2 separate regions of the Homo sapiens genome follow, and region 1 is linked to region 2. Evidence: chromatin loops called from intact Hi-C (ENCODE). Cell type or tissue: PC-3. All regions are shown on one strand. Links, peaks and the distances in the headings refer to the core of each region. The heading gives the core; the rest is flanking DNA. Region 1 has its middle 16 kb from the start of MUCL1. Region 2 has its middle 48 kb from the start of TESPA1.

Region 1 (9,674 bases), core at 1,120-9,119, 66 kb after region 2:
CTTCTAGGCATTTTGCATTTTCAGGTCTTTCATTTAAGTCTTTAATTTATTTTAGGATTGTTCTTCTGTCTGATGCAGGATAAGGGTCAAATTTTATTCTTTTTAAGTGGATTTCCACTTTTCCTACACCAATTGTTGAAGAGACTATCATTTTTCCATTATTTATCTTAGCATCCTTATTGGAGATCAGCTGACCATATATGTATGGATTTATTTCTGGGCTGTCTGTTCTGTTTCATTGGTCTATATGTCTGTCTTTATAGCAACATCGTACTGTTTTAATTACTGTAGCTTTCTAAAATATTTTAATCAGGAAGTATGATGTTTCCAGCTTTGTTCTTTCTCAGGATTGATTTGGTTGTTCATGGTGTTTTGTGGATTTGCCTAAATCTTACAATTGTTTTTTCCATTTTAATCCAAAACGCCATTGACATTTTGACAAGGATTGCACTGAATCTGTAGATCACTTTGAATAGTAAAGACTTTAATAACATTAAGTCTTCCAATTCATAAACACAGGATATCTTTCTATTATTTGAGGCTTTAATTTCTTTTATCCATTATTATTGTTTCAGTATAAGAGTCTTTTACCTTCTTAGTGCAGTTCATTTCTAAGTATTTATTCTTTTTGGTGCTATCGCAAATGGGGTTGTTTTCCTAATTTTTTTTCAGAGATTTTGTTGTTAGTTTATAGAATTGCAACTGATTTTTACATGTTGTTTTCATGTCCTACAACTTTACTGAATGTGTTTGTTAGTTCTAACAGCTTTTTGGTGGAGTCTTTAGGGTTTTCTACAAATCAGGTTATATTGTCTGTAAACAGGAACAGTTTAACAGCCTTCTTCTCTTCAATATTTTAGGAAGAGCTTGAGAAATATTAGGGTTAATTCTTTAAATATTTGGTAGAATTCACCCATGAAACCGTCTGGTCCTAAGCTTTTCTTTGTTGGGAATTTTTAAATTACTGAATCAATCTTTATGCAAATTATAAGCCTGTTGTAAACATTCTATTTCTGTATTATTTAATGTTGATAGATTGTATATGTGTAGGAATTTATCCATTTATTTTAGGTTATAGTTTACTGGTGTATAATTTTTCATAGTTGTGTCTTATGATCATTTTCATTTCTGTGGCATTAGTAGTAACATATTTTCTTTCATTTTTGGTATTATTTATTTGAGCCTTTTGTCTTTTTTTCTAAGTCTAGCTAAGAGTTTGTCGATTTTTTTTTACCTTTTCAGAAAACCAACTCTTAGTCTTACTGAGGGTTTTCTAATGTCATTATAATAAATTTTTCATTTATTTCTTCTCTAATCTTTGTTTTTTCTTTCCTCTGCTAACCTTGGGTTTAGTTTATTCTTCTTTTATAGCCCCTTTAAGTATAAATTTAGGTTCTTTAAGATTTTTCTTTTTTTAATATAGGCATTTATTGCTATGAACTTCCCTCTTAATACTATTTTGGTGCATTCTGTAAGTTTTAGTATGTTGTACTTCATTTTTGTAATTTCTAATTTCTTTTTATTTTTTCCTTTGACCCAGTGGTTGTTCGAGAGTTTGTTATTTAATTTCCACATATTTGTAAATTTTTTAGGTTTCTTTCTGCTGTTGCTTTCTAGTTTTATTTCATGGTGGTCAGAAATGATTTTTAGTTAAATTTGAATCTTTTTAAATTTGTTAAGATCTGTAACTTAACATGTGGTCTATCCTGGAGAAAGACCTACATGCTTAAGAAGAATCTGTATTCTTCTACTGGTAGGTGGAATGCTCTGTATATGTCTTTTAAGTCCATTTGGTCTACAGTGTTATTCAAGTCCTCTGTTTCCTTATTGGTCTTTTGCCTGGATTTGCTATCTACTACTGAAAGTAGGGTATTGAAGAGTTCTACTATTACTGTATTGTTATCTATTTCTCCCTACAGTTCTGTCAATGTTTGCCTTATATATTTAGTTGTGCATATGCTGGGTGTATATATATTTACAATTTTAGTAGCCTCTTGATTAATTGGCCGCCTTATCACTGTACAGAGCCCTTGTCTAGTGTGTCAGATTTTAACTTCAAGTCTATTTTGTCTGATATAAGTATAGTCATCCTATTGTCTTTTGCTGGCATTTGTAAAAAAAAAAAAAAAAAAAAAGAAATTCTCCCCTACTTCTAGCCTATGTCTATTCTTCATTTCAAAGTGAGCTTCTTATAGACAGCTTATACTTTCAGTCTTATATTTTTCATCCATTCAGCCACTGCCTTTTCAGTGAGGAGATTAGATTAATTCATTTACCTTTAAGGTAATAAATAAATTAGCCATGGTAGAAACATTGTACCCTAGAAACCAAAAAATGCTATAAATAGAAGACTTTATGTTTTAAAAAATGTTTTAAAAATATTTATCAGCAAATTACTAGAAATTACTAGAAATATTTATGTTTGTGTTCCTGATTGTATTTTAAGTTCTTAGAGTCACATTTTTTGTTCTTCTGACTTCTTACTCTTCTACTACTGTCATCACCAGTATTTGTGAAAATCCTTAATGTAACAGACAAAACCAATATTAATTTTATTAATAGTAATAATAAATTAACCCAATTAAATAAAGCAACCTTCCTCTTGGGGCTATTGACTATCCTTCAAGAAAATGGATCAGAATAGAGTAGGAAATGAAAATGAGATGTAGGTTCCAGAACTCAAAGACTTACAAAGATAAAGACAAAACAAAGTTTACAGATGCATCAGAAAATATTTGTTCTCTATAAGTAAGTCAAGAATGTGGAATTTTAGGGACCGTGTAAAGTGTTTCATGCCCTCACAACTACATGAGCACAAAGTTTCCTAAGACCAAGGAGAGCTTGAGCATTATGCACACATACACCTTGAGAACTCATATTGCCATTTCTTAACTTTTATGGAACTTTGAAGACAGCTGAATGCAATGGTATAGGACCAAAAAGAGTACAAGGTATCTGAATTTGATTTTTGTCTCCATGACAACTTGTGTCTTTCTCTCTGAATCTTTCAATTTTCATAAATAATCAAAAGATTTCCCAAATATATTTAAATCTAAAGTAAAAATAATATAACAGGATAAGTAGTTGGATTAAAACCAAGCTTTGATTCCTAGTAGCTGTTGTGATCTTTGCATGACATAACTTTATTGAGTCATAGTGTTCTTTTCTATAAAATAAGAATGATAATACTTGTAAACCATACGGTCTGAGAGGAAAACAATGAGATAACCTATGGAAAGGATTTAGCATATGCCTATGATGTTATTAAATGTTACTATTGTTAGCATTATTAACAGTTTAAGAATTGCCCTCAATATCCCCTCTTTTATGCTTAAATTTCTTTAAATAATGCAATGATGTGTTTGTCCCACTCTATTCACTTTCAATGCCATTGCCACACTTTCAACAAACAGCATATGAGAAAGCATAGCAAAGAGACCTGCATTTACAGATAGCCAAAACTCATACAACCTGAAATCTAGTGAGGATCAAGGTGGATATTTCCAAGTAAATAATTATAAATTTATTTTAACATTCCTAATGTAACACACAGTTTCTGCGTAACAAAATTAAATCATTTGCTTAAGATCGTATAACAAAAGCTAAAATACAGGGTTCTCCATTTACTAACTGTGTAACTTTGTAAAATTTATTTAAGGATTAACCTTCTAGTTCCCCAATTGTAAAATGGGAATATTAATAAAATATCATATTTTAAATAATCTATTAAAGTTAGAGTCAATCCTCATTATTCATAGGTTGCATATCTGCACATCTGTCTACTTGCTAAAGCTTATTTCTAAGCCCAAAGTCAATACTCAGTGTACTTTCATGGTCCTTTATGGACATGCAGAGCTGGTGAAAACTTTGTCACCGATGTGCATGTTTCCAGCTGAGGATGAACAAGGCAATGCTCTGCCTCCTTGTTTCAGTTCTCATACTGTAAAGTTTTGTTAGTGAGTGATCTACTCAGTGCCATGTTTTCATATTTTTATTAATTTTCTTGATGATTTCACTGTTTAAAATGTCTTGCAAGCATAGTACTGAAGTGCTGTCCAGTGTTCCAAAGTACAAAAACACTGTGATGTGCCATAGGGAAAAAATATGTGGGTTAGATAAACATCATTGAGACATGAATTATAACGCTGTTGGACATGAGTTCAATGTTAATAAATCAGAATATATATTAAATAGAATAACTTTAAAACAGAAACACACATTATTTTAATAAAGTTTTGCTTTGATCAGTTGACAAAAATGTGCCAGAGGCTTTCAGGAATATAACCCTTTACTATGCTAAGAACAATGGTTCATTAGGCACAAATTCAGAGTTTGTGGAGACTTTTTAGAACATAACTCCTGCAAATATTGATAATTGACTATACATATAAAAAGAACCTAAAATATTTCTGGATCTCCATAACTAGTAGATGTCATCATCTTCTTAACCATCATTAACGTAATTAAATAAATTCAAGAGTTTGGCCTAAGGTTAGAAAGACTGGCTTAGAGATAAACGGAAGATATACTAAACTAGCACATAGTCAAGTATTCTAAAATGGAAAACTGTTCAGCTTGAGTCTAAGGGAATCATCAAAAGATGAGTCACAGGACTATTGGGCCACCACCTGTTTGTAAAGGAAGCTTCATTGGAACGTAGTCACACCCATCTGTTTACCTATTGTCTACAGCTGCACTACAATAGCGATGTTGACTAGTTCCGACAGAATATATGCCCCCATAAAGTCTGTCTGCTCATTTAAAGTTTGCTGACTCCTGGTCTACAGGGAAAAAAAATTATCTTTATATACAAGGTAGAGCTTTAGAATTAGAAAAATCCTTAGCACTCTTTAAAATGCCAAAGTGTAGACAAAATATCTGCTGTTTTCCTCTCTTACTGGGATAAAATTCCAAAAACCAAGCACATCTATCTCAGGATGTGTGAATGTATGTTTGTATGTGTATGTATCTTTCCCACAGACTATCATGTCCATAACAGAGATGGGGGAAAGAGGACAAAAGAAATAGTGGCTCCAAGTTGCAATCCACACTTTGAAAATGTAGGATACATACAGTATAACTTGATTATTTTTTATTGTCCTTCATACGCAAATGACTGGTTACTTTTTGGCTCATATCAGTAAGGCACTGCTTAATTTCCTGAGCAGCCTGATGTTGAGTGGCATGCTGGATCAAACTTCACATGAGCACTCTTCTGTTCAAATATTTATCCTGCTGCTTTCAGGAGTTTCTATATCAGTGTTTCAGTATTCCACAAACTGTGAGACTACAAATTCTCTGATTCAAGTCAACTCCATTAAGGTTATTGGGACAGAAATTGTTAAGGAAGATGAACTGACATTCACTCTCACTTCACCCACCAGATAATAAAACTTCCAAGACTTCTTCAATCCTTATTATAATTATTGACTGAATATTGCCAACTTAGCACATCCACACTCCTTCACCGCTGTGAAAGGTTTATTACAAATGGAAAAAGAATAAATGATTTGGTAGATAGATGAGGTGAAATGTAGAGAAAATAATTATTTTAAGAATGGAAAAATATGAGAATACTTATATGCTTAGTGAATGGTGCAAGCGAAAGGTGTCAAAGGGCTTAATTAGTATAACAAGCTTACTAAAGACAGGTGAGGAGAAAGAACTCAGTGGAAAAAAAGATATATCAAGCTCATGTAATTTCTCCACTAGAAGTCATATCCTCAAAAAAAGGTTTAATATGACTGCTGTCACACAAATATTTTAGTTAAAGGAGTCACAGCTTGGTAGTGACTAGCCACCGAAGTTGAAGTCTGACCAGCAGGTGACAAAAAGTAGGGCTCACCGCAAATCCAAACACCTGTGTTCTAGCCTTCAGCTCTCAGGTTGAGTTGTTGGTTCTTCAAATGGTTGTTTCTCTGCAAACAATTCTTATCGGGTTGAACCATCCTATTGCACATGAGAGCTAAAGTTTCTTCCTAGTACCTGTATTTCTCTAGTGTTAACAAATCTGTGAGCTGGGCCTGGAACCCAGTTTCTATCCTTTTCCTCAGCAGTAGAGCTGTCCTGCCACACTTTATCATGAAGTCCTTGCCATTCCTGATATCAATGGGCATGACAATCTCCTAGTAAATAGCCATATGTCCAAATAGTACCCCAAAATTGAATTTTAAAATTTTTAATCAAGCATATTTGAAGGAGACTTAATTAATTGAAGGAGGGTGGATTGATGTTAATTATGTCTTTCAGTTACTGGTCTCATTATTCTCTCTAACCACATACTTTGTGTTGTGCCCACCCTCAAGCCAAAGACAGATTTACAATTTAGATCCAAGTTTAGCCTTCTTATATTGAGTCTAAATGGAGAAGGATTGTTAGCCATCCAAATAAACTTCCTTTGTGAGGACTGAATTTAACTGGGCATTTGAATCCTTCCTGATGGCATAGGAAGGAAAGTATAGGTCAGACACTTGTCTACAGAGCTAGAGCAGATTAGATTGAGAGAAATAAAGTCTACACATCAGTCAGTCCGATGTTAAGTCCTTTATTTCTCCATATGACTGTGCATACTGGGTAGCACAGATTCCATTGTACTCAATCTCAATATACCTTGTAAGGAAGGGAAGTAGTCATTATTTTCTTTTTTTTTTTGTCATTATTTTCTTGATGTGAGTAAAACGCCTATAACATTAAACATTTTAAGAACCAAAGTTTGGGTTGAGGTAAACCTACTCTTGCTCCACAACTACTGATACAAGTTATTTTTCAGCAAGGGGCTATTCATTGGGGAAGAGACCATATACTCCTAATGTTTCCCTCACTGTTTCCCAAATATGTTACACTGTAAAACTATAAATTTCTTCTTTTCTTCTTTAGAGGACCATCCTATCATCACCTCCAAAAAAGACATAAATCTGGTAAGTCTTGAATCTTCCCAACTTGAAGGATTTTAGGAAGTCCTAGCCAGAACAATCAAGCAAATGAAAAAAAAAGAAGGCATCTAAATAGGAAGAGAGGCAGTCAAACTATCTCTGCAGATGATACGATTCTATACCTAGAAAATCCAAATGTCTCTTCCCAAAGGCTCCTAGATCTGATAAACAACTCTAACAAAATTTCAGGAAACAAAATCAATTTTTAAAAGCTGGTAGCATTTCTATACACTAACAACATCCAAGCTGAGAGCCAAATCAAGAACACAATTCCATTCATAATAGCCACCAAAGGAATGTTGAACAAAAATACCCAGGAACACAGGTAGCCAGGGAAGTGAAGATCTCCACAGTGAGAATTACAAAACACTGCTGAAAGAAAACAGAGATAACACAAACAAATAGAAAAACATTCCATGCTCATGAATAGGAAGAATCAACATTGGCAAAATGGCCATACTACCCAAAGCAATTTACAGATTCAAGGCTATTTCTATGGAACTAATGACGTTTTTCATAGAATTAGAAAAAAACTTTTCTAAAATTAATATGAAAACCAAAAAGGAGCCCAAATAGCCAAAGCAATCATAAGCAAAAAGAACAAAACTGGATGCATCATGCTACCTGACTTCAAACTATACCACAAGGCTACAGTAACCAAATGGCATAGAACAATACAAAAAAGAGACATATAGACCTATGGAACAGGGTAGAGAAATAATGCCGCACACCTCCAACCATCTGATCTTTGACAAAGCCAACAAAATAAGCAATGGAGAAGGGATTCCCTATTCAATAAATGGTGCTGAGATAACATGCTAGCCATATGCAGAAGATTGAAACTGGACCCTTTCCTTTCACCATATACAAAAATCAACTCAAGATGAATTAGAAACTTAAATGTAAAACCTAAAACTATAAAAACCCTAGAAGAAAACCTAGGAAATACCATTCTGGACATCAGCCCTGGCAAAGATTTCATTATGAAGACTCCAAAAGCAATTGCAACAAAAACAAAAAATTAACAAGTGAGACCTAATTAAACAAAAGAGCATCTCTTCACAGTAAAAGAAACTATCAACTGAGTAAACAGACAACCTGCAGATTGAGAGAAGATATTTGCAAACTATGCATCTGACAAAGGTCCAATGTCCAAAATCTATAAGGAACTTGAACAAATCAACAAGCAGAAAACAAATAACCCCATTTAAAAAATGGACAAAGAACATGAACAGACATTTCTTAGAAGACATACACACAGCTAACAAATTTACAAAAATATACTCAGCATCTCTAATCATTAGAGCAATGCAAATCAAAACCACAATGAGATACCATCTCACACCAGTCAAAATGGCTATTATTAAAAAGTCAGGAAAATAACAGATGCTGGTAAGGTTGCAGAGAAAAGAGAACACTTATACAATGTTGGCAGGAGTGTAAATTAATTCAGCCACTGTGGAAAGCAGTTTGGCAATTTCTCGAAGAACTTAAAACAGAGCTACCAGTCAACCCAGCAATCCCATTACTTTTTATTTACCCAAATGAATATAAACTGTTCGCCATGAAGACACATGCACGTGTATGTTCATCCCAGCACTATTAACAATAATAGCAAAGACATGGAATCAACCTAGATGCCTATCAATTGTGGACTGGATTAAGAAAATGTGGTACATATACACCATGGAATACCATGCAGCCCTAAAAAAATAAAATAAAATCATGTCGTTTGCCGCAACATGGATGGAGCTGGCGGCCATTATCCTAAATGGATTAATACAAGAACAGAAAACCAAATACCACATGTTTTCACTTATAAATGGAAGCTAAACATTTAGTACACATGGACACAAAGAATGGAACAATGGACACTGGGACCTACTCGAGGGTTGAGGGTGAGGATGAGAATCAAAAAACTACCTATCAGAAGGCAAAGGAGTCCAGACATGGTGGCTCACACCTGTAATCTCAGCCCTTTGGGAGGCTGAGGAGAGTGGATCACTTGAGGTCAGGAGTTCAAAACCAGCCTGTCCAACATGGCAAAACCCTGTCTCTACTAAAAATACAAAAATTAGCCAGGCGTGGTGCTGCATGCCTGTAATCCCAGCTATTCAGGAGGCTAAGGCACGAGAATCGCTTGAACCCCAAGGGCAGAGGTTGCAGTGAGCTGAGATTGTGCCACTGCACTCCAGCCTGGGTGACAGAGCAAGACTTCTTCTCAAAAATAAAATAAAATAAAAAAGAAGGCAAAGGAGGAGCAAAGTCACATCTTACATCGTGGCAGGCAAGAGAGCTTGTGCAGGGGAACTCCCATTTTTATAACCATCGGATCTCATGCGACTTATTCACTACCATGAGAACAGTGTGGGTGAAACTGCTCCTGTGATTCAATTATCTTCACCTGGCCCTGCCCTTGACACATGGGAATTATTACAATTCATTGTGGGATTTGGGTGGGAACACAGCCAAACCATATCAAATGAGGAGGGACATCTTGAATTTAGGGCCCAATGCTCCCCTCTCTGCATCCCTAAACCCACTGTTTTTTTCCATCGCAATCACCACATTCCAACCTACAAACATTGGGTTGGGTATAAACTACTGTGTTTTGCAACCTGAGATCATTTCAGGGGATGAACACTATTTATGAGGTTTCCCCAGCCATGTGGAACTGTGAGTCAATTAAACCTCTTTCTTTTATAAACTACCCACCCTTGGGTATGTCTTTATTAGCATTGT
Region 2 (9,674 bases), core at 865-8,864:
GAGATAGGCTCCCTCAGGAAACAGGCTAGAGCTCATAAGTGCTGCCCAAAAAAACAAAAAGTGACAAGCGTATGTATGCAAATTGGACTTCCTAAGTGAATTCTAAGGGGAGGCCAGGGAAAGCCAAGGTCATTACAGGGAGCTAATTCCAAGGAAAGTGACATGGGTGGAGAAGCCTTTAGGAGATCACTTTCCTGAGCTACAGAGAGGCCTCTGAGGCTACTGGGTGGAATACGGCAGTGGGGACGGCTTGGATGGGAAGTGAGGGAGAGGAAGCATTCATCTGGCTTGGAGAAGATACAGACTGTTAAATTTTAAAAGTAGGAGGCTGTTAGCCTGAGGCTGTGAATGTACTTTGAGTTGCTTTCTAACAAACTGCAACCTAATTTAAGAGCACAGGACTACCTCATCCGGATTCTCAGATATTGCATATTCAGTTCTAGACCACTGCAATAAAGCAAATATCGCAGTAAAGTGAGTCATATGAATTTTTAGTTTCCCAGTGCATATAAACGTTATGTTTACACTATACTGCCATCTATTAAGTGTGTGATCACATTATGTCAAAAAAAAGTACACATCTTAATATTCAAATATTCTATTAATTATTTAAAAAATGCCAATGATCATCTGAAGCTTCAGCAGGCTGTAACCTTGTTGCTGGTAGAGGGTCTTGCTTCCATGTTGATAGCTGATGACTGATCAGGGTGGTGGTTGCTAACAATTGGTGTGGCTGTAGCAATTTCTTAAAATAAAACAATAAAGTTTGTGCGATGATTGACTCTTTCGTGAAAGATTTCTCTGTAGCTTTCAATGCTGTTTGATAGCATTTTACCCACAACAGAACTTCTTTCAAAATTTGAGTTAATCCTCTCAATCCCCACTGCCACTTTATCAATTGAGATTATGTAATAGTCTAAATCTTTTGTTGTTATTTCAACAATGTTTACAACGTCTTCACCAGGAGTACATTGCATCTCAGGAAACCAATTTCTTTGCTAATCCATATGAAATAACTGCTTTTTTTTTTTTTTTTTTTTTTTTGAGATGGGGTTTTACTCTTGTTACCCAGGCTGGAGTGCAATGGTGCGATCTGGGCTCACTGCAGCCTCCACCTCCTGGGTTCAAGCGATTCTCCTGCCTAAGCCTCCCCAGTAGCTGGGATTACAGGCACGCTCCACCACGGCTGGCTAATTTTTGTATTTCTAGCAGAGACAGGGTTTCACCATGTTGGCCAACCTGGTCTCAAACTCCTGACCTCAGGTGACACACCTGCCTCAGCCTCCTAAAGTGCTGGTATTATAGGCATGAGCCACCACTCCCTGCCTCATTTGTTAGTTTTATCAAAGCAGCAATTCCATGACATCTTCAGGCTTCACTTCTAATTCTAGTTCTCTCGCTATTTCCACCACATCTACAGTTATTTCCTCTACTGAAGTCTTGAACCCTTCAAAGTCATCCTTGAGTGTTGGAATCAACACCTTCCAAATTCCTGTTAATGTTGATATTTTGACTTCACCCGTGAATCACAAATGTTCTTAATGGCATCTAGAATGGCAAATTCTTTCCCGAAGGTTTTTTATTTACTTTGCCCAGATCCATCCATTTTGTAAAGCCTTACAAAATGTATTTCTTAAACATACAACTTAAAAGTTGAAGTTACTCCTTAATGAGCTGCAGAACAAATGTTTTGTTAGTAGATATGAAAAAGATTAATTGTCTTGTACATCTCCATCAGAGCTCTTGAGTGGCCAGGTGCATTGTCAATGAACAGTAATATTTTGAAAAATAATATTTTTTTTCTGAGCAGTAGATTTCAACAGTGGGCTTAACATATTCAGTAAACCATGCTATAAAAAGATGTGCTGTCATCCATCCAGGCTTTTTTCCATCTATACAGCATAAGCAGAATAGTTTTAGTATAATTCTCAAGGACGCTAGGATTTTTGGAATGGTCAATGAAGGTTGTCTTCAACTTAAACCTCCAACTGCGTTAGACCCTAACAAGAATCAGGCTGTCCTTTGAAGCTTTGAAGCCAGGTATTGATGTCTCCTCTCTAGTTATGAGAGTCCTAGATGGGATCTTCTTCCAATAGAAGGTTGTTTTACTTACACTGAAAATTCATTGTTTACTGTAGCCACCTCCATCAATTACCCTAGCTAGATTTTCTGGATAATTTGCGGGAGCTTTTACATCAGCACTTTGCTGCTTCACCTTGCACTTCTATGCAATAGAGATAATGTATTTCCTTAAACCTCATGAACCAACTTCTGCTAGTTTCAAACTTTTTTCCTGCAGTTTCCTCACCTCTCTCAGCCTTCATAGAACTAAGAGTTTTATGAAGTTCATAGAAGAGAGTTAGAATCTTTGTCTGGATTAGGCTTTGGCTTAAGGGAATGTTGTGTCTTCTGTGATCTATCCAGATCACTAAAACTTTCTTCATATCAGCAACAAGGCTGTTTCAGTTTCTTATCACTTGTGTGTTCACTAGAGTAGCAACTTTAATTTCTTTTAAGAATTTTCCCTCTGCATTCACCACTTGGCTGTTTGGTGCAAGAGGCCTGGCTGTTGGATGATCTCAGCTTTTGATATGGCTTCTTCACTAAGCGTAATCATTTTTAGCTTTTGATTTGAAGTGAGGGATATGCGACTCTTCCTTTGGCTTAAACACTTAGAAGCCATTGCAGGGTTGTTAATTGGCCTAATTTCAATATTGTTGTGTTTCAGGAAATAGGAAGGCCGGAGGAAAGGGAGAAAGATGAGGTGAGGTGACAGCCAATCAATGGAAAAGTCAGAAGACACACACAACCTTTATCAATTAACTTTGCCATCATATTTGGGCAGTTTGTGGTGTCCCAAAACAAGTACAATAGTAACATTAAGGATCACTGATCACAGATCACCATAGCACGAAAAAGTTTGAACTATTACAAGAATATCAACAATGTGACACAGAGACGTGAAGGAGCACATGTTATTGGGAAAATGGTGCTAATAGACTTGCTCCATGCAAGGTTGCCACAAACCTTCAATTTGTAATAAGTTCAATATCTGCAAAGTACAATAAAATAAAACACAACAAAATGAGTATGTCTGGAACTTTTTTTGTAACAAAAGCCAATTATAAATAATTAAACTTCGATCAATCACAGGCAGCCAACTCATCACATCATGCCCAAAAAAGGCAAATGTTTCATCACACCATGTCCAAATAAGGCAGATTCCTAGTTATCAGATGATATCTCTACTCAGCTTCTGTGTGTAGCCTGTAAAAGCTCACGGCTCACACTGCTTGGCTGAGCTTTCTGAACTTTGTCTGGTTCTGTGTTGTATTGGTCAAGGTTTTCTAGAGGGACATTACTAATAGGATATATGAATATATGAAAGGAGTTGAGTAGGGAGAACTGGCTCACATGATCTCAAGGCAAAGTCCCACAATAGGCCACCTGTAAACTGAGGAAGAAAGGAGCCAATAGTCCAAAAGGCTCAAAAGCAGGGAAGCCGACAGTGCAGCCTTCAGTCTATCGCCAAAGGCCCGAGAGCCCCCGGCAAACCACTGGTGTAAGTCCAAGTGTTCAGAGGCCAAAGAACCTGGAGGCTGATGTCCAAAGGCAGGAGGAAAGGGAGGAAACATCTGGCATGGGAGGAGGATGAAAGCCAGAAGACTCAGCAAGCCAGCTTATCCCACTTTTTTTCCACCTTCTTTGTTCTAGCTGAGTTAGCAACCAACTGAAAGGTGCCCACACACATTGAGGGTGGGCTTTCCTCTCCCAGTCTATGAACTCAAATGTCAGTCTCCTCTGGAAACAGCCTCACAGACACACCCAGAAACAATACTTTACCCCCTATCTAGGCATCCTTCAATCCAACCAAGTTGACACCTAATATTAACCATCACATTAGTGCTGACTGATTCATGAATCATTCCTTGCTCAAATAAATTCTTTTAAATCTAATTTGTCTAAATTTTTAACAAGGTCTCCAGAGTTGCTAAAATCTAGGGATTGGGTGTTTATTTCAAGTTAGCTCTTCAAGTTAGCCAGATTCTCAGGTATTTGGCTCTAGTTAGATTCAGAGACAGCTCAAGAGCACCCTGAGAGTTTCCTCATTTGTTAAAATGGGGATAATAATATAAAGCTTGCTTTCCTCTCAAGTTATTGTTGTGAAGATCAGACAAAAGAATAAGAGAGTGCTTTCTAAACCAAGTCAAATGTATACCAGGGAATTATATTTTTTTTACAAGTCGCAGTTTAAGGCACAGTTACTCCCTTTTCATATTCCACCACTCCCTAAACTTACCAGTTATTGTATCAACATTTTAAGAAAAAAATACATTGTTCTGCATTTTAACCTGTTGACTTTCAACAGGGTGAGTCAGGATGCAGTGATCTGCGTAAGGGTGCCTTCTGATCTTCGCACATGCAGGAGGAGTAGAGAAATGTACACAGGACTGAAGGTAAAGAAACCTTGATTCTTGTCTCATCATGGCTCCAACCTGCTGCCTGACCCTGGACAAGTCTCTCTCCATCTTTCAGCCTCAGTGTTCTCATCCACTTCCAATTCCACCTGCACCAGCCCACATCTTCTATTTACCCCTTTCCTGCCATAATTTTTCTCCATAGAACTTATCCTATTTCACATTTTATGTTTACTTATTTAATGTGTTCATTGTCTCTTTCTCCTTAGTAGAATGTAAGCTCATGAGGGAAGGTATTTTTGTCCTTTTTGTCCACTATTATCCTCAAGGGCTAGAATAGTGCTTTATGCCTGAGTTGCTCTGTGACTAAATACATGAACGAATGAAGACTAAGGATATTAAACTAGATTACCTCAGATTTACCAATATTAATTGTTTGAATCTTTGATTTAGTCATGAGGTATTTTTCCATGTGGTTTCTTTCTACCTTGCATTATCCTCCCCCAAATGAATTATAAGAAATACTTTTACATTCAATGAGCTTAAAAACAACCAGAATGATTCAAGTTAGATCTAAAGGCTTTCTTATACACTGAAATGAATTCTATGTTAGTTCCTACAACAGAAATAGATCTCAAGTTATCCATTTGAATACAATGTGTTTCTCAATGTATATCACTACTAGAATGCAGGCACTGGGCCCTTCTATTCATAGGTATGCCCAAAGAAACAAGGTAAGCAATTTGAAAGTAGAGCCTTAGAAGCTACCCGATGGAACAGTATGAGGGAAGCCTGGGCCCATTTCCTGTCCTTGAGGAGTCTAGTTCTTCAGAAGGAAGTGAACCTGCCCAGTTGCAAAGAGACGGTTGAGATTTTTTTTTTTCTAAGTTTATTTGTTACTAAAAATGCCTTAAAAATGCATTGGGCTGTGCCATAGATTTGAGTTTCTTCCCTCTGAAACTCATGTTGGAATTGTATCCCCAGTGTGGTAGTGTTGGGAGGTGGGGCCTAGTTGGAGGTTTTGGGGTTATAAGGGAAGATCCCTCCTGAATAGATTAATGTTCTCTTGTGGGGGCAAGTTCTTGTTCTCTCTTGTTCTCATAGGAATAGATTAGTTCGTAGGAGAGTGGTTTGTTAAAAAGAGCCTGACTTCCTTGGTTTCTCTCTCTTGCTTCCTGTCTCACCATGTGATATGTTTGCATGACCTGCCTTTCTACTTTCCACCATGACTGCAAGCAGCCTGAGGCCCTCACCAGATACAGCTGCCCAATCTCAAACTTTCTAGCCATCAGAATTGTGAGGTAAAAGACCTCTGTTCTTTATAAATTACTCAGCCTCACGTATTCTATTATAGCAACACAAAAAAGACTAAGACTATTTCAGTTTGTCCAGTGGGTGTCAGGATGACTCAGCTGAAGAAAGAGCAGACTGAGTAGGAACTGAGTCATTGCTTACATGTCTAAGCCACGTTGTTACCTGCAAAGAACAGAGAACGGATGTTCTTCCTGCCAAAGAATTGGAGGAGAGAAAGAGCTAAGATTTCAGTATAACAAAGTTAAGAAAGGACCCAAGAGGGAACTAACTGTCAGTAATAATAAGGAAGCACATGACGATTACTGAGCAAGTGCTAAAAACTTCTGCTTTGGAAATCCTTGCAAACAAAAATTTTCCATAAAATTGAAAGGGCTGTGAGTTCAGAAAAACCTTTAAGAATTCATGGCAATTAAGAAATGTGGGCCGGGCGTGGTGGCTCATTCCTGTAATCCCAGCATTTCGGGAGGCTGAGACGGATGGATGACCTGAGGTCAGGAGTTTGAGACCAGCCTGGCCAACATGGTGAAACCACGTCTCTACTAAAAATACAAAAAATTAGCCAGGTGTGGTGGCGGGTGCCTGTAATCCCAGCTACTCAGGAGGCTGAGGCAGGAGAATTGCTTGAACCCGGGAGGTGGAGGTTGCAGTGAGCTGAGATTGTGCCATTGCACTCCAGCCTGGGCAACAAGAGCAAAATTCTGTCTCAAAAAAAAATGTGATTAAAAATCAACTATGCTTGTAGAAAGGTAGAATTATTGGGAGTGGAAAGGGATGATTAATTCCTGATGATCAATTTTTGAGGTCCTACCCAAGAGTCTATTATACTTTCTTCTTAGAAGAAAAATGGTTGAAACCTCTTCATCCTCAATGTGTCTGTACCCCTGTGAAAGGGAAATAAAATCTCAGGACTCCAACTCACTATACCAAAGGGAAAAATAAAGCTTTGAAACTGAGTCATGTAAAATGCTGACTTTACTTTTGTTCCTAAACAGATAGTTATGAGACAGGAGGACATATATCTACTCAAGGGGCCTCCCTCACCGTGACAATGTAAATTAACAGCTTATCTTTACAGGTATGGAACAAAAGGAAACTAAAAATTGTCCCCCTGTCCACCCTGAGATGAATGCATATTTGACTTCTCCTCTTTGTTTACTTTAACTTAAGCAAAGTACAGATTTATGAAGTGCAAGACAAATATATAATTGGCTATTCCTCTATCTTTTCCTTTTCACATGTAACAGGTAGATTCAGTGATAGCTAACCCAAGCCTCACAAGAATGTGACCATATTCTCCCTTTTTTTTCCTTCCTCCTTTCCCCACCCACCCACTTTTTCCACTTTAAATATTGAAGCCCTCAAAATCCTCTTTGGAAAAATTGTGGGCCACAGATCCTACCGTGGCTTGTGTCTCTTCTTCCTAGGGACAACCTCAACCTTGACAAAATGAACCTTTAAATTAATAGAGACACTGTTTTAGGTTTACAAATTGGCAACCATGATGAAATTCTGAGTGGAGGTGGCCCTTGACCTGTGGCAAAACTCCTAACGGTGCCTGATACTAACTTGGGCTATTTTTATTGCTCAAACCAATAGGACAACTTGCTGAGGTCTGGGAGCTTCATCCTCTCCAGTGAAGCCTTGATCTCCCAAAATTGGAGTGAGATCTAAGGTTTATTTTGCTATTACAATTCCATTCTGGAGTTCTGCTTGCTTCTGGAAAGGAAGGTGACTTTTCCTGCTTTTACAATGGTAGAGAGCAGTCTTTAGCCTGAGCCTCATTCCTGGATAACAGCTAAGTTGAGATTTTGTCTTAAAAATTCTCTTTAATGACTAAGTTAGTGCCAGAGGTATTCAAACCAGGTGACTCCATCTTGAATAGGGGATGGGTAAAATTAGGCTTAGACCTGCTGGGCTACATTCTTAGTCACAGGATGAGAAAGAAGGCTGGCACAAGATAAAGGTCACAAAGACCTCACTGATAAAACAGGATGTGGTAAAGAAGCCAGCCAAAACCCAACAAATCCAAGATAGCAATGAAAGTGACCTCTAGTCATTCTCATTGCTCATTATACACTAATTATAATGTATTAGCATGCTAAAAGATACTCCTAACAGCATCATGACAGTTTACAAATGCCACAGCAATGCCAGGAAGTTGCCCTGTATGGCCTAAAACGGGGCAGAACCATCAGTTCCAGGAATTGCCTTCCCCTTTACTGGAAAACATATAGATAATCCACCCCTTGCTTAGCATATAATCAAGAAATAACAATAAAAATAGCCAAACAACAGCCATTAGGGCTGCTCTGTCTATGGAGTAACCACCCTTTTATTTTTTTACTTTCTTGATAAACTTGCTTTCACTCTACTCTGTGGACTCTGTGGACTCACCCCTAATTTTTCTTTCATGAGATCTGAGAACCCTCTTTCCACTAACATAAAGATTGACAACCAGCTATTCTTAACTTCTCCTTACAATTAGAGTACTCAGTAATCATATAAATTGTATGAACGCTTCCATAGTTAAGTCATAACCTTATTAATGCTTATTGGCTTCACTGGGGAGATTACCCTTTGTAAAGATGCTCAAAAGCCAGAAATATCAGCTATTTGCCTCAGCTAAAATCTGGTAATAATGAGACAGCCAGGTGGGAAGGGCTCCCTGGCAAAACTCCAGCTGGTCTGCACACTGGGAGGAGTGCACTCTGGGGTGGAGCCACAGAAGTTCGTGCCATTTGCAGTGGGGAGGAGCCTGGCCTCTCCTCTTCCTGGGTGGAACCTGGGATTCAATCTGCAAGGCAGAAAGCACACTCTCTCACTTCACCAAGAGTCTCTGTTTTTCCATTTTCCCCCCCTTTTCACCCAATAAAATCTTTACTTGTCAGGCCTCTGAGATTTTGTGCTGCTCCAACGCTTCACTATTTCATTTTATTTTTCTTATTAATACAAGAAGACGGGAATGTCAGGCCTCTGAGCCCAAGCTAAGCCATCATGTCCCCTGTGACCTGCACGTATACACCCAGATGGCCTGAAGCAACTAAAGATCCACAAAAGAAGTGAAAATAGCCCTCATCTTTACCCGCCTGAGGAACTTCTTTACTTTCTAGACAGATATGGTGAGAACTCCCTAGACATTTCACACCAACAAGCTGCCACACTTCTCCGCATCTACTTACGGCACCTTTCTCCTTATGTCAATTGCACCCCCCCCCCCCAAATTTGGACCCCTAACCACACAAACAACTATCCTATCCCTGTTGCCGCTCCTTTATGCATCTCCCGACAACAGCCTACTGGAATCCTTTTAGGCAACCTTCCACTGTCCACATGTTCCTTTACTCTTTATCTCCAGAACCCAGCCACACACATTATCAAACAGATGGTAGCATTCCAACTTTGCATTACTGATAAGACCTCTATCATTACTGACAAACTAAAAAACATTGGCAATCACTATTGTTTAGGAAGACACCTACCCTGCATCTCACTCCATCATTGGCTACCCTCCCCCTGCTCATCTGAATCTCCTCCTAGCCCCTCCTCTTGCTTGCTTATACCCAGCCCCATGAATAGCAGTGAAAGGTTACTTGTAAACACTATGTGCTTTTTCATACACCATGAAAACTGAACCCCGCCCTCTACACAGTTGCACCATCAATCCCCATTACAACCTCTAACAGCTGCTACCCTCGCTGGATCTCTAGGATTTTGGGTGCAGGATTCCTCTTTCAGTACACCCTCTCACCTTTTCACTTTAAATTTCCAGTTCTGCCTGGCAAAAGGTCTCTTCTTTTTATGTGGCTCTTCCACCTACATGTGCCTACCTGCCAACTGGACGGGCACATGTATTCCAGTCTTCCTTACCCCCAAAATCCAGTTTGCAGGTGGGAACAAACAACTGTCTGTCCCCCTCATGACATCAACATGACAAAAAAGAGT

Evidence for each region. A loop is a pair of places that touch in the nucleus more often than their neighbours do. Peaks named below come from ENCODE experiments on the same cell type or tissue, not always from the same donor. Only the 100,000 strongest peaks of a DNase experiment are listed, where the experiment ranks them.
Region 1: it touches region 2 in a loop (5-fold over the local background); 4 of 110 quality-filtered maps call a loop at or near these places.

The regions. Positions count from the first base shown.
Region 1 is chr12:54,865,778-54,875,451 of GRCh38, reverse strand. No RefSeq gene overlaps it. Among named protein-coding and RNA genes, the nearest start is that of MUCL1, 16 kb to the right of the region's middle. In PC-3, for the core only: no CTCF peak of the experiment used is centred there; a DNase peak (open chromatin) is centred at 4,621.
Region 2 is chr12:54,931,654-54,941,327 of GRCh38, reverse strand. It overlaps the pseudogene LOC105369778. Among named protein-coding and RNA genes, the nearest start is that of TESPA1, 48 kb to the left of the region's middle. RefSeq lists an enhancer at 5,138-6,337. In PC-3, for the core only: a CTCF peak has its summit at 5,816; DNase peaks (open chromatin) are centred at 4,387, 5,867 and 7,677; H3K27ac peaks cover 5,784 bases.